Regions from separate parts of the Mus musculus genome. Here region 2 is linked to region 1. The links are chromatin contacts, found by POLR2A ChIA-PET in ENCODE. All regions are on one chromosome and are shown on one strand. Each heading gives the region's core, a stretch centred on a gene start or an enhancer-like site at or near the end of the contact. The rest is flanking DNA. Distances are from core to core; before and after follow the strand shown.

The links. ChIA-PET counts read pairs that join two places held with the same protein, here RNA polymerase II (POLR2A).
Region 2: POLR2A ChIA-PET joins it to region 1 with 16 read pairs in Patski. The contact joins the promoter of Naa10 here to the promoter of L1cam in region 1. POLR2A ChIA-PET finds 5 or more read pairs at or near these places in 2 of 5 experiments (Patski and embryonic stem cell).

What each region holds. Positions count from the first base shown.
Region 1 is chrX:73,878,122-73,884,625 of GRCm38, reverse strand. It overlaps L1cam (L1 cell adhesion molecule), which reads left to right and starts at 3,792. Exons shown (of 29, transcript NM_008478.3): 1 at 3,792-3,932.
Region 2 is chrX:73,919,284-73,925,938 of GRCm38, reverse strand. It overlaps Naa10 (N(alpha)-acetyltransferase 10, NatA catalytic subunit), which reads left to right and starts at 3,995. Exons shown (of 8, transcript NM_019870.3): 1 at 3,995-4,183; 2 at 4,569-4,667; 3 at 4,898-4,956; 4 at 5,931-5,976; 5 at 6,070-6,185; 6 at 6,393-6,437. The coding sequence starts at 4,163. Renbp (renin binding protein) reads left to right here. Exons shown (of 11, transcript NM_023132.3): 10 at 3,501-3,588; 11 at 3,676-3,818. The coding sequence ends at 3,800.

The sequences.
Region 1 (6,504 bases), core at 2,543-5,042:
CAGTGTACTTGGGTTTGCTCTCAGTCTCTTTGTTAATTTATTTAATTGAAGATTATTTACATTGGGGGGGGAGGGAGAGCAGGGTCAGTACAGCTGTCTGCAAAGGCCAGAAGAAATCTGATCTCCTGGAGTCGAGTTGTGAACTCTCTGATATGGGTATTAGAAACTGAATTTAAATCCTTTGTAAGAGCAGTTCAAATCCCAGCAACCACATAGTGGCTCACAACCATCTGTAATGGGATCTGATGCCCCATTCTGATATGTCTGAAGACAGCTACAGTGTACTCATGTACATAAAAATAAATATTTTTTAAAAGAAAAAAGTAAATTAGGGGTTACCCTCAATTAATTGTCAAAGCCAAATAAAATAACTATAGTCTGATTCTCATTCATTTGTAAGCTAGTCAGGGTTAAGTTTAAATTGGATCAACTACAATATAAATTTACTATCCAATCCAGCATCTCAATACTAGGTAGCCATCCTAGACAAATGAAAATTTATGACCTCACAAAATCCTGTAAATAGTTATTTAGAGCATCTTCACTCATGATTGCCAAAAGCTGTAAGCACCTGAGATACTTCAATAAGTAAACAGCTAAATACGGTATGACACATTCAAATACTGGACTATTACTCAGCAATGTAAGGGAACTGATAACACACACACACTGACACATGCACACACACACACACACACACACACTGACACATGCACACACACACACACACACTGACACATGCACACACACACACACTGACACATGCACACACACGGGGAGGGCAGTAGGTGGTTGGGGTGGTTAATCTCAAAAGCTATGCTTTGTGAATTAAGCTCCATAAAAGAACAAATACTCTATGATTCCATTTAAAAAGAATTCTAGAAAATATAGCACACAGATCAGTGGAAGTCAGGGGTCAGAGTATGAAGGGAGTGGATATCTGTAAAAGAGCTTGGGAGAATTTGAGAAGGTAATGGAAATGTTCTGAAGCTTGATTTTGGTGGTGGCCACAATATAAAGTATCAAAAACTCATCAAACTAAGGTGGGCATGACAGCACATGTCTTTAATCCCAGTACTGGGAAAGCTGAGGCAGGATAGTAAGTATAAAACCAAACAAGAACACAGAGGCTAGAGAGAGATGACTCAGCAGCTAAGAACATGTGCAATTCTTCCAGGTGATCAGAGTTTAACTCCTAGCATCTTTATCAAGCAATTCATAACTGCTTATAATTCCAGATCCCAGGGGATCCTTACCCCCTTAGGCACCAGCACCCATACACAAGCACATGATTAAAAATAATTTTTATGTCTTTTTTCCCTTTTTGGTTATTTTTGCGACATGGTTTCTCTGTGTAGCCCTGGCTGTCCTGGAACTCACTTTGTAGACCAGGCTGGCCTCGAACTCAGAAATCCGCCTGCCTCTGGGGTTTCACTTTTTTAATCAGCAAAATAATTAAAAAACTTCAGACCAGCAGTGGTTCACACCTTTAATCCCAGCACTGGAGAAGCAGAGGCAGGAAGATCTCTGAGTTGGAGGCCAGCCTGGTCTTCAGAGTAAGGCTTTAATCTCATAAAACAAAACAAAACAGAATAAAAACACAAAAGAAAAATAAAAAACCCTCCTGAAACAATTGTGTCTCAAAAGGGTCAACTTCACTACAAGTTCAATTTCATGGCTGGTTTTTGTGTTTTGTCTTTTGAGAGCCTCGCACTGACCCATTAGCCCTATTCCTGAAGCTGATTATTTTATTTATTTATTTTTTTCTTTTTGCAGCAGGTTCTTACAGTGTATCCCACACTGTCCTGGAACTCACTAAACCAATTTGGTGTCAAACTTAAGGTCCTCCTGTTTTGCCTCTCAGTGCCAAAATTATAGGTATGTACCATGATGCCAAGCAATTGGATTTTTACTTTTTAATTGATTTTTTTTGGTGTTTTGTTTTGTTTTGTTTTGTTTTGTTTTGTTTTGTTTTGTTTTTCGAGACAGGGTTTCTCTGTATTACAGCCCTGGCTGGCCTGGAACTCACGTTGTAAACCAGACTGGCCTCAAACTTACAAGATATCTGCTTGCTTTTGCCTCCCAAGTGCTGACACTTAAAAGACAAAGATTTTTGAGAGATGAAATAAAACTTGTGTCTAGGCTTCGCAAACAGAGCTAGACATAGTGAACACCTATAATCCTAGCACTCAGCAGGATGAGACAGGGGCATGTAGGTTTAAAATGAAACTGAGCCACAAAGTAAGTTCCAGAACAGCATCAACCCTAGACTAGGTCCAGTTGGGGTGCAGTCTGGGAGTAAGGCAGTGAAGAGAGCAGCTGGAGAGGAGAGGCCAATTTTGTGGCCTATCGCTCTTACATCAGTGCAGTCATGAAACTGATCTCAGTTCAGTGCCTCATGGAAAATACCATTCTCTGCCCAGCTAAAAAGGCCCCTGGCTTCGTGACCTAGCTGCCTGGCTCAGTCTCCTCTGCTGTCTCCTGGAGATTTGAACCAGTGAAGCTTCATGAGTACGGTCCGCAGCTTCATTCTGAATCCATCTGAGCCAAGTGGCAGGCCTGTAGAAGGAGTAGTGGCCTCTGAGCTCTTTGCTTAAGCCTCCACTTCATTCAGATGACTCTTCCTAAAGACTCCATGGTACACTTTGGATGTCTGGAAAGACATCCAGACTTTCACAGAGTGCTAGCAGGCATCCCCAAGTTTTTCTTTCATGGGAAGGAAGCTGGCAGGAGGTGATCATATGAGAAGGGAAACCAGGCCAGAGTGCCAAAAGTGTTTTCATGGGATCAGGGCATTGCACCACTGGGGGAGTGTTGGCAGGCTGAGCAGAGGACCTACAGAATGCTTCACTGAGTAACAGGCATGCTCATAAAAATACCATACCTACCAGGGCTGCAATCTGCCATCTGGGCCCTAGGCCTTCCTTGCCCTGCAGCTTCAGCTAGCTGGACTCACTTTGGAATTCCAGCCCCCTCTGCTTCGCCTCGCTTGGGAGGTCACAGCCCTAAGCCTGGGAGGGGGCGCCACTGGGAAAATCTCCTTTCCATAAGCTTTCCCCATAGGGCTGTAAGCGAGAGTAGGTCGACCAGGAAAGGTCAGAAAGAGGCCAATCCCGAGGACAAAGAAATAAGGCACTGAGCAGGAGGGAAGTGGGAGGAAGATCAGAAGTAGGGGGTTTCAGGTTGAAGGGCGCTCTCTCTGAGAACTTTCCCTTCTAGCCTAATCTGGGACCTAGTGTTTAGGAGGGACTGTATGGTGTGCCTCGCCACACCTCCTTCGCAGGCTGGGGACTCAGGTTCAGGCGTACATCCCTGAAGAGCCCTGGCTTAGCGTCGTGGCTGGGCAGGGGTTCCAAGAGGCGCTCTGCCCTGAGAGTGCGGATACATTCAAACACATGACCAGGGCGCGGCCCGGACCTAATGGTATATGAATGCCCATTACTAGCCAGAGCCCTCGAAGGCCAAGTGGAGGCGAGGTAATCTGGTTCCCAGTCTGGATCCTCTCCCCACTGTCCAGCCCCGAGATCCCGAGAATACTTCTGCAAATGACTTCCAATATAAGCCTCAAGGGCGGCGGGGATCCTTGATAGTGAGGTTGGGGGTCACTCTCATCTCGGGGATACTGGGACTGCTGGAGCTCCTGAAGAGGACCCCCCCCCCCCACGAGGTCCCTATCACGCGCGGGGCTCTGCGGCCAGGTTCAGATGAAACAAGGAACGAGGGTGTGGCGAGGCGGGGCCTGCTGCGGGGGAGGTGATCTCACTACCTCCCCCTCCCTCTTCCTCCCCCACTTCCCCGCGCACGCTGCCCCGCCCGCCGCCGCCGCCGCCGCAGCAGCAGCAGCAGCAACATCGCGTCGGCAGCGGCATCGCTGGGTGGCAGGTCCGAGGTCGGCGTGCACAGAGACTGAGCTGGCAACCTGATCGGCGCAGGTAAGGTGGGCTGGTTTGTCCCCTTGACCGCAGCAGCGACCATCTACGTTCCAGACCCAGCCCGCCTCAGGCTCAGAGGGAGTGGGTTTCGTGCCTCCTCGGTAGGAAGGCTGGAGCCCCACCCATGCATGCTAGGCACCGAGCTCTGAGCCCTGCGATCTGGAATGGGGTTGGAGAAAGTGGCTAGGTGCCAGAGCTCGACAGGTGAGGGGTAACTGGGCGGCTCCCCAAATGCATGCTTAGGGAGGGGCACAGGAGTGGTCAGGCAGGTTCTGTATGGGCAAGTGGAGCTGAAGTTGGCATATCCCTGTGGGTGTATGCGTGTGAGGAAGGAAATGTGAACCCAGCAGAACGTCCATCTAACCCAGTCGACCGCTGTGGGGTGTGGCTCTGGGCGTGGCTGTTCCTCATCCCCATCTAAAGTCCTGATTGCGGCTGGGGTGGGGGAGAAGCCAGTGTCTAGCATGGTGTGGGGGAGATTGAGCGAAGCTCCTCCGGTAATGGGAGGAGGAGAAGGATCAGGGATGGATGGGCGCTGCCTGCCCCTCCACCCCAAAGTGGGGAGGGGGCTTTGTTCTTCACCTCCTCCTTTCCAAATTCCCTCCGGGGATCCCCTCAAATGCACTGCAAAACCAGTCTCCTCTCAGGCACAGAACCTCCCTTAGGTTCTTTGGCCAATAAAGACTACACTAAGAGAGATGGTTTTGGGCACTCACTGATGTGCCTGTGGATGCACATGGGTGTGGACCATGGGTCCATCAGGTAAAAATAAGGGAAGAAGGGCCTCATTGGCTTAGGACAAGGGACTTCTGGAAGCAAGGTGCCTGGGACTCTTTCTGTAGAGACTGGAGCGATTTTAGACATTGTTTTATACTCTGTTTAATTATGGGAGGAGGGACGTTTCCATACCTTATTCCCTTCTATCTGGTTCAGAGTTTTAGGGTGTTGATTGATAGGAAATGAAAAGAATAACAGATATAGCCCACTGCTCCTCCTGATCTAGTGTCTATAACCCCTATCCATCTGTCTCAGGGAGGCAGGACCACCATCTGTCTGGGGGCCTGGCACCCCTTTCAGGTAGATGTCTTGATCCTGATTAATGCAACTCCAGTGGTAGCGGTTACTAGCAGCCCAGTGTTGTCTTTGCTGACTCACATGGCCCTTGTGGTGAATAGATCCAGCAGCCTTTCTTCCCACCTTTATGGTCCTTTAGTAGGGTGGCTAGGGTGGGGCTTGCCCAAGGCCTCAGCTCTGATGGACCCCTTGCTGCAGATGGTGGGACTTGACAACCCTAGCTTCTTACCTAGCCCAACATCTACGCAGCACTGTATATACTTGCTTACCATTCAGGCACTAATCCTTCAGTCACCCTCAAGGGTCTGTGGCCACATGGCGAATTGGTGACAGGGCTGGGACTGGGAACTCCCCACTTCTCTGCCTCCTTGCTGTATTCCAAAGTCTGTCATTCTCTATTATTTTTTGTGTGTACAATCCCCAAAGCAATATATCTTGATATTTTGTTATAGTACATTTGAAAAACACAGGAGCAACTTACTGAAATACATTTGAAATAGAGAACAAAAGAAATTAGGAATTGCCTGTGATCTGATTACCAAGGAGGGGGAAACACATTTGACATTCATCACAGCACAGCACTCCTGGATAGCTACTACCTACTCCCAAGAGACTCCTCCCCCAGTGCCCAGCCTCTAGCCTTCTGCAAAGCACCATGCACAGGCATGGGGGCTGTTCACAGAATGACTGCCCAGGGACTGAGTATCCATGAGTGGGTAGCCATTTGCTAGATAGATTTTCACTGCTGAGTGCTTGCTTGGGCCAGAATGCACATGTAAGTAACCAGTCACCAATACCATCCTTGTCCTTTTGAAATACAGATTTCCCGTTTATTTCCTTCATGATAATTTGAAGAGAAAAAAGAAGACAGTGAAGGAAGGCTAGCAGACAGGGGAGTCCTGCTATGCTCCCCAGTTGGCTTCTTCCAAGTCTGTACTCTTCTGTCACTGAGAGATAGCTACTTTCCATGAGAAACACTTTCCATGATTGGCTAAGCAGGGTGAAGAGGACATATTGGCTGTTGATCATTAAACTGACTGGCCCTCACCTATTTTGAGCTTCAGCCACCACTCCTCTCCTCTCCTCTCCTCTCCTCTCCTCTCCTCTCCTCTCCTCTCCTCTCCTCTCCTCTCCTCTCCTCTCCTCTCCTCTCCTCTCCTCTCCTCTCCTCTCCTCTCCTCTCCTCTCCTCTCCTCTCCTCTCCCCTCCCCTCCCCTCCCCTCCCCTCCCCTCCCCTCCCCTCCCCTCCCCTCCCCTCCCCTCCCCTCCCCTCCTCTCCTCTCCTCTCCTCTCCCCTCCCCTCCCCTCCCCTCCCCTCCCCTCCCCTCCCCTCCCCTCTCCTCTCCTCTCCTCTCCTCTCCTCTCCTCTCCTCTCCTCTCCTCTCCTCTCCTTTCCTTATGTTTTTCATTTTTTTTGAGACAGTTTCTCTGTATAGCCCTGGCTGTCCTGGGGTGCTCTCTTTAGACCAGGATGGCCTCAAACTCAGAAATTACCTGC
Region 2 (6,655 bases), core at 2,746-5,245, 41 kb before region 1:
GATACAGAACTTTCTTATAGAGGGGGCAGAGAAGACCTTGTGAGCAAGGATCCAAAGCAAAGGAGGGCAGGGTGTATCTGTGTCTATTCAACAGAAAGGAAACTGTGAGGGTACAACCATGTGGGTTCCACGTAGCAGGAACATCCTTGATCTGCCAGGGCCAGTAAACCTGAGCCTTGACAGGGAATCCAACAGCTAGGATGTCAGGCTGGTAAATCACCAGTTGGATTTTCCTCCCTGTCCCCTGCACGAGCTCGTGTGAGAGAGAAAGACATACACACAGTAGGTTAGAGGACAATCTCAGGTGGTATTCCTCAGGCACTACATACCTTTTTGTTGAGAAGATAGGGTTGTGAACTAGCTACACTGACAAACTAGCTACGGAGGTGAATCCTTAGAATACTCTATCTTTGCCTCTCCAGTGGTGGGATTATAAGTATGCTATCCTTGACTTGTTTTCATATGGTTTCTGGGACCAAATTCAGGTCTTCCTGTTTGCAAGGCACTTTTTTGTTTGCTTTTGGTTTTCAAGACAGGGTTTCTCTGTGTAGCCCTGGCTGTCCTGAAACTCACTCTGTAGGTCAGGCTGACATCCAACTTAGAGATCTGCCTGCCTCTAGCCTCCCTGGTCCCTGGGATTAAAGGCGTGTGCCACCACTGCTCAGTTAGTTTGTAAGGTACTTTACTGACTGAAGTATATCTCTTAGTACAGCAGATGAGTTTAAGAGGCTATAGTTCAGAGAGAGAAATTTGGCTTGCTACAAAGCCTAGTTGTCATAAAAAAAATGTAGGTGACCCGGGCATGGTGGTACATACCTGTAATCCTAGCTATTGGGTGGCTGGAACCAGATCACAACATAGAGACCAGCCTGGTCTACAATAGTAAGTTTGAGACTAACCAGCTATATAGGGAGATTTTTCTTTTCTTTTTCTTTTTGACTTTTTTTCGAGACAGGGTTTCTCTGTGTAGCCCTGGCTGTCCTGGAACTCACTTTGTAGACCAGGCTGGCTTCGAACTCAGAAATCTGCCTGCCTCTGCTTCCCAAGTGCTGGGATCAAAGGCATGTACCACCACCACCGCCTGGCAGGAGATCTTGTCTCAAACAAATAACAACAATAGATATTATGGAGAGCCAAGAGTAAGGTAATTTTTTTAGTATAGAAGATAAAGAGGAGAAAGAATCAGGGCTAGTGAAGACTAGAATCAGTCATGAACTAGGAAAGAAAACAAATCAAGGGCCTCCAGAGGGTAGTGTTCCTAATGGAGATAGTGTTCTTGAAGACTACCGGTGTATTTCTAAAGTCACTATTCCAGTGGTTTCCCTACAACTGTAGCAGGGACTCTTTAATTCTACAGTTGTGGCTTTGGTTCTAGAAAAAAATGACAATTTGTGTGATTATTTTTTTAGATATCTCATGTAACCTAAGCTGGCCATAAAAATTCAATATGTAGCTGAAGTTCCTCCTACCTCCTCTCCCTTGATCCCTGAGGCCTGGGATGACATGTGTATGTCACTACACTTGGCTAGTTTGTACTAACTGTAACTGAAATCTAGCATGGTTTTATTGTGATTAGAGGCAAAAAAATCCAAGCCATGTTTCTATTACATTGTATCTAAACAAGCAACTGGAGCTGTCTCAGATAGTCACCCCTACTTCCAAATGACATCACCCATTAGGTTGAATCACTGCCTGAATACTGAATACATTCATTAAGGGTATGGATTAGAAGCCACCAATCTTAACCATAAAAGGAAATAAGAATGCACTTGAACAAGATGGAGATGACATTAAACAATTCTAAGAGCCCACTGTGCATCCCTGTAATATTAGCACTTGAAAGGTCTCAAATGAGAACAAGAAAAATGAATTGCAAAAGTTATAATCAAGCCAGGTGGTAGTGGCGCACACCTTTAATTCCCAGCACTTGGGAGACAGAGGCAGGTGGATTTCTGAGTTCGAGGTCAGCCTGGTCTACAAAGTGAGTTCTAGGACAGCCAAGGCTACACAGAGAAACCCTGTCTCGAAAAAAAAAAAACCAATAAAATAAAATAAAGACAATGAGGCAGTTATGGTGCATGACTTTAGTGTCAGCAATGGGGAGATCTCAAGAGAGAACTTTTTACCAGGGCAGCCTGAGCCACACAGCAGATTCCAGGACAGCCAGGGATACACAGTGAGACTTCTCAAAAATAAACACACAAGAAGGGACAAGGCCACTCAAAAGTTATAAAGAATAGATACAGAACTGGTTATACCTCACTTGGAGAATGTACCACCAACCACTCTTTGAGACAAAATCTGGACTGCTCTTGAACTTAATTCTCCTGCCTCAGCCTCCTGAGTGCTGAGATTATAGACATGAACCATCACACAGCTTAAAATGTACAACTCATGTCACAATTTAAAGGGAACATTTTGGTAGTAAACTTTAATGCAATTTGGTTTGTTCTATAAGCCTTCTAAGAAGGGGTTCTACTTAATTATTTTATCAGTAGGAGCAAAATTGGAAGCAATGGATAAGGATCTGGGCTATATTTTGTGGAGGTGAAAAGCCTCAGTGAAAGAATAATGGGGTGTACAATGAATGGGTCTGTCCAGCCACCTGAGCTGCTGCTCCCCATATCTGAAGCATCAGACACACTGGACAGGTTCAAAAGAAGTGAGAGATGTGTTCAGAACCTATGGTCAAGACAGGCAGAAGACCAGGTTGGCATGAACCTTATAGAAATGTGTCAAGACTTTGCCTCCTGAGGACTGGGACTAAGGGCATGCCCCATTACATAGGGCTAAAGGAAAGACTGTGAGTCATAATAAAAACCTTGGTACGCAAGGACAGGAGCTATGTGTCTCTGCTTGTAATCCAAAGATCTTTTAGACTAAAGGCCTGTGAAGTAGATGACATGAACTCCAGGGAAGTCACTAGTTGTAAAGTTTGCTGAAACGTCAATCTAGGATTCTTTTTATTATTTTTATTTATTTTTAATTTTTTTGGTTTTTCGAGACAGGGTTTCTCTGTATAGCCCTTGACTGTCCTGTAGACCAGGCTGGTCTCGAACTCAGAAATCCGCCTGCCTCTGCCTCCGGAGTGCTGGGATTAAAGGCGTGCGCCACCACCGCCCGGTTTAGGATTCTCAAAAAAAAAAAAAAAAAAAAAAAAAATTCAGATAAGGTAAAATGTATCCATTTTTAAAATTTTCAATTTTAAGTGTTATCTAACAAACCACAACTGAATATAGAACACCTGTTCTCTCAGTGTAGCAGCACACAGCCTGCAACCCCTCCCCCCATCAGGTTACATGCTAAGGCAAACTGCCTACTACCCACAGCTTTCATCTTTTTCCAGGATACGGTCCACTAAAAGTACTGATTTGTGAAACTGCGCTTTTTACTCTAACCATTGGTACCGGTGCAAAAGGGACAGCGAGGGCCCCTTCCTCAACCGGTGACATTCGAGTGGGTCCTACCAGACACGAACTGTCATTGTCTCTTTATTCTAGTTTCGTGATCCTGAGTATGGGGAATGGTTTGGCTACCTGAACCAAGAGGGAAAGGTGGCCCTCACCATCAAGGGAGGTCCTTTTAAAGGTGAGCGAGGAACGGGGCGAGACTGTAGGGGTTTGTGGCACCCGGCTCGCCGGATCCTCCCTACCCCGGGGTTCATTCTCCCCACAGGCTGCTTCCATGTGCCGCGGTGCCTGGCCATGTGCGAGCAGATTCTAGGAGCCCTACTCCAACGCCTTGAGCCCGCCCCCCTCGACTCCTCGCCCGCTGTCTCTACCCATGAAGGCTCGAAATAAAGATGACCCTGTTCCACATGCTTGTGTGCGCGCCTCTGTGGGCTCCGAGGGAGGGTACAACTATTGCCCACACTTCCCGCCTTGAAAGGTCTTCGCTGTGGCTTCAAACGCACCACCTTGGGCGCTGATCCATCACGCCCAATTATCTCTAAGTGCCACGCTCATTGGTTGTGCAGTTCGGAGGCGGGTCCTATAGCTGGGTACTTCCGCTGCAGGCAGGTCGGAGCGGTCCGCCTTTTCCGCCGCCGTCCCAGGATCCTGGCCCCAGTCCAAGCTCCTATCGTCCTTTCCCTGCTTCTAAGTGGCCGCCGAGTGCACGCGTTCACGACCCACAAGGACCCGCGAGCTCCGCCGCCGCCGCGATGAACATCCGCAATGCTAGGGTGAGGTGACGGGGAGCCAGCCTGTCCGCACCGAGTGGGCGCCTTACGGGGTGACCGTGTGAGCATGTTATCGAGGGACCTGGTGCTTTGGTCCTGTAGGTCTGCCGACGCCGGACCTTAAGGCTGCTGCAGCCTGCTTTAAACATCTCGCGTTTATCCCGCGTTTCCTAATTCAGATCTCATTGAGTGGGCTCCACAACCTTTGGACACTATTACTCAGTCCTGGAACTGGCACGTTTTGCATGCCGCATGGAAACAGGGCTTGTGCAAAGTCGTATAGTAGCAACTGTGCCCTGCCCCGGGGAAAGGGGAGACCCAGAGATCGACGTGTGTGGCCCTCTTAGTCATTGCAGCCCTGGACTAACCGTATCCCACTCTCATGCAGCCCGAAGACCTGATGAACATGCAGCACTGCAACCTTCTCTGCCTGCCGGAGAACTACCAGATGAAGTACTATTTCTATCATGGCCTCTCTTGGCCCCAGGTGGGCAGCTTTTGCGTTTTGTAGGGGTGTAGGGTGCAACAGGAGGGAAACATGGATCCGAGTGAGCAAACGCAGTGGGCAAGGGTATAAGAACCTGAGGCTCTGGTTGATGGAGAAGCCTGGCAAATGAAAGGGTGTGTATAGAAACTAGGCTCCACAGAGTGGAGGCTGGCAGTGAGCTCTGTCCTGTTGCCTGCACTACATGACGTCCTTTTCCTTTCTGTCACCAGCTTTCTTACATTGCTGAGGATGAGAATGGGAAGATTGTGGGCTACGTCTTGGCTAAAATGTGAGTCACCAAGGAGAAAGAAAAGACACTAATGTTAAGAAGGACAAAAGCTTTGGAGAAGGGAATGGGAAGCGGTGAATTAGTTTGAGAGGCATTCTCTGTTGTCCAGATTGGTGCTCACTCAGGCTAACCTCAAACTTATAGTAGTCTTCATGCTGAGCCTTCTTAATGCTGAGATTTAACTATGGCCAGCTTGCTATGAATGTTGTTTTAATTAACAGATTTGTAGGGAAGCTCGAAGCTGACAGAAAAATTGAGCAGAGGGTACAGAGTTTTCCCATACACTCCTCCTCCACGTTTGTTCTCTAACTACCATGTATGGTACACTTGTTAGAAGTGAGAAACCTGCCGGCTGTGGTGGCGCACGCCTTTAATCTCGGCACTCGGGAGGCAGAGGCAGGTGGATTTCTGAGTTTGAGGTCAGCCTGGTCTACAGAGTGAGTTCCAGGACAGCCAGGGCTACACAGAGACACCCTGTCTGGAAAAACCAAAAAAAAAAAAAAAAAAAAGTGAGAAACCAATACAGATTTCATTAAGCAGATTCCTGTTTTCATTGTTGTGTTTCTGTATGTGTTGCACACTCTCTGAATTGGACAATTAAAGAGTTTACCTTTAAAAAGTAGCCATCCCTCCCTCAACCTCGTACAACAGGGTCATCTTTTCATAATGATGTAGAGTTGAAATAGTAGCTTATAGCTCTTTCAAACTGGCTCCCCTCACGTAATGCTCTGCAATCAGCATTACTCTTTTTGTGGGCATCTATTGCAGGGTGATCTGTTGACACTGCAAATATCTGATAGGTGTAGCGTGGGGCTTTGAGGGGGTCATGATTGGCTATTCTGATTCAGAAGTTCCTAGTTCTCTTCTTTTTGGATCTGGGATGCTGTAGCCACAAAGAGTCTGAGCACCTGTGTGCACAGGTATCCCAGATAGATGGCACCCATGCCAGGCTCCTTTCTAGCTTTCTCTTCTAGGGAAGAGGACCCAGACGATGTGCCCCATGGACATATCACCTCACTGGTGAGTATAACTACTGAGGGTTTGGTAGAGGTAGACTGGAGATAATTGAAGGAGCCACAGTGGTCGGACTTGTACCCAATCTTCTTCTCTCAGGCTGTGAAGCGTTCCCACCGGCGCCTTGGCCTGGCTCAGAAGCTGATGGACCAGGCCTCTCGAGCCATGATAGAGAACTTCAATGCCAAATACGTCTCCCTGCATGTCAGGAAGAGGTGGAAGCCAAGTTGGGGGAAAGGGCAATGCTGGGAAGTGGGGAGGAAGGGGTACCCGATTGATAGTGGTTCTGGGGTTTACTGCCTTCATAAGAATATGGGAAATAGTATTAGTGGGAAAGGGGAGAGGGACAAGGAAGAAGGGCAGGATATGACCTGTCAGGTTGACAAGTTTGTGATGCTGACCAATGCCTTATTCCCCTGCAGTAACAGGGCCGCCCTGCATCTCTATTCCAACACCCTCAACTTTCAGTAAGTAGATCAAGACTTTTTTAAGTGGCATGATCCACCCAGTTGGCTGGGATGAAAGGGGTGGAGGGACTCTAGACACTGCTGGGAGGCTTTCAGTATACTCATTGGCTATTCACTGACAAGCAAACCTGAAGAAAGCACCTATTTGTGTGTGTGGTAGAGGAGGGTCCAACATATGCTTCGTAGAGGAGGAGTGGCTTGGTGCTAGTGAGATTGGT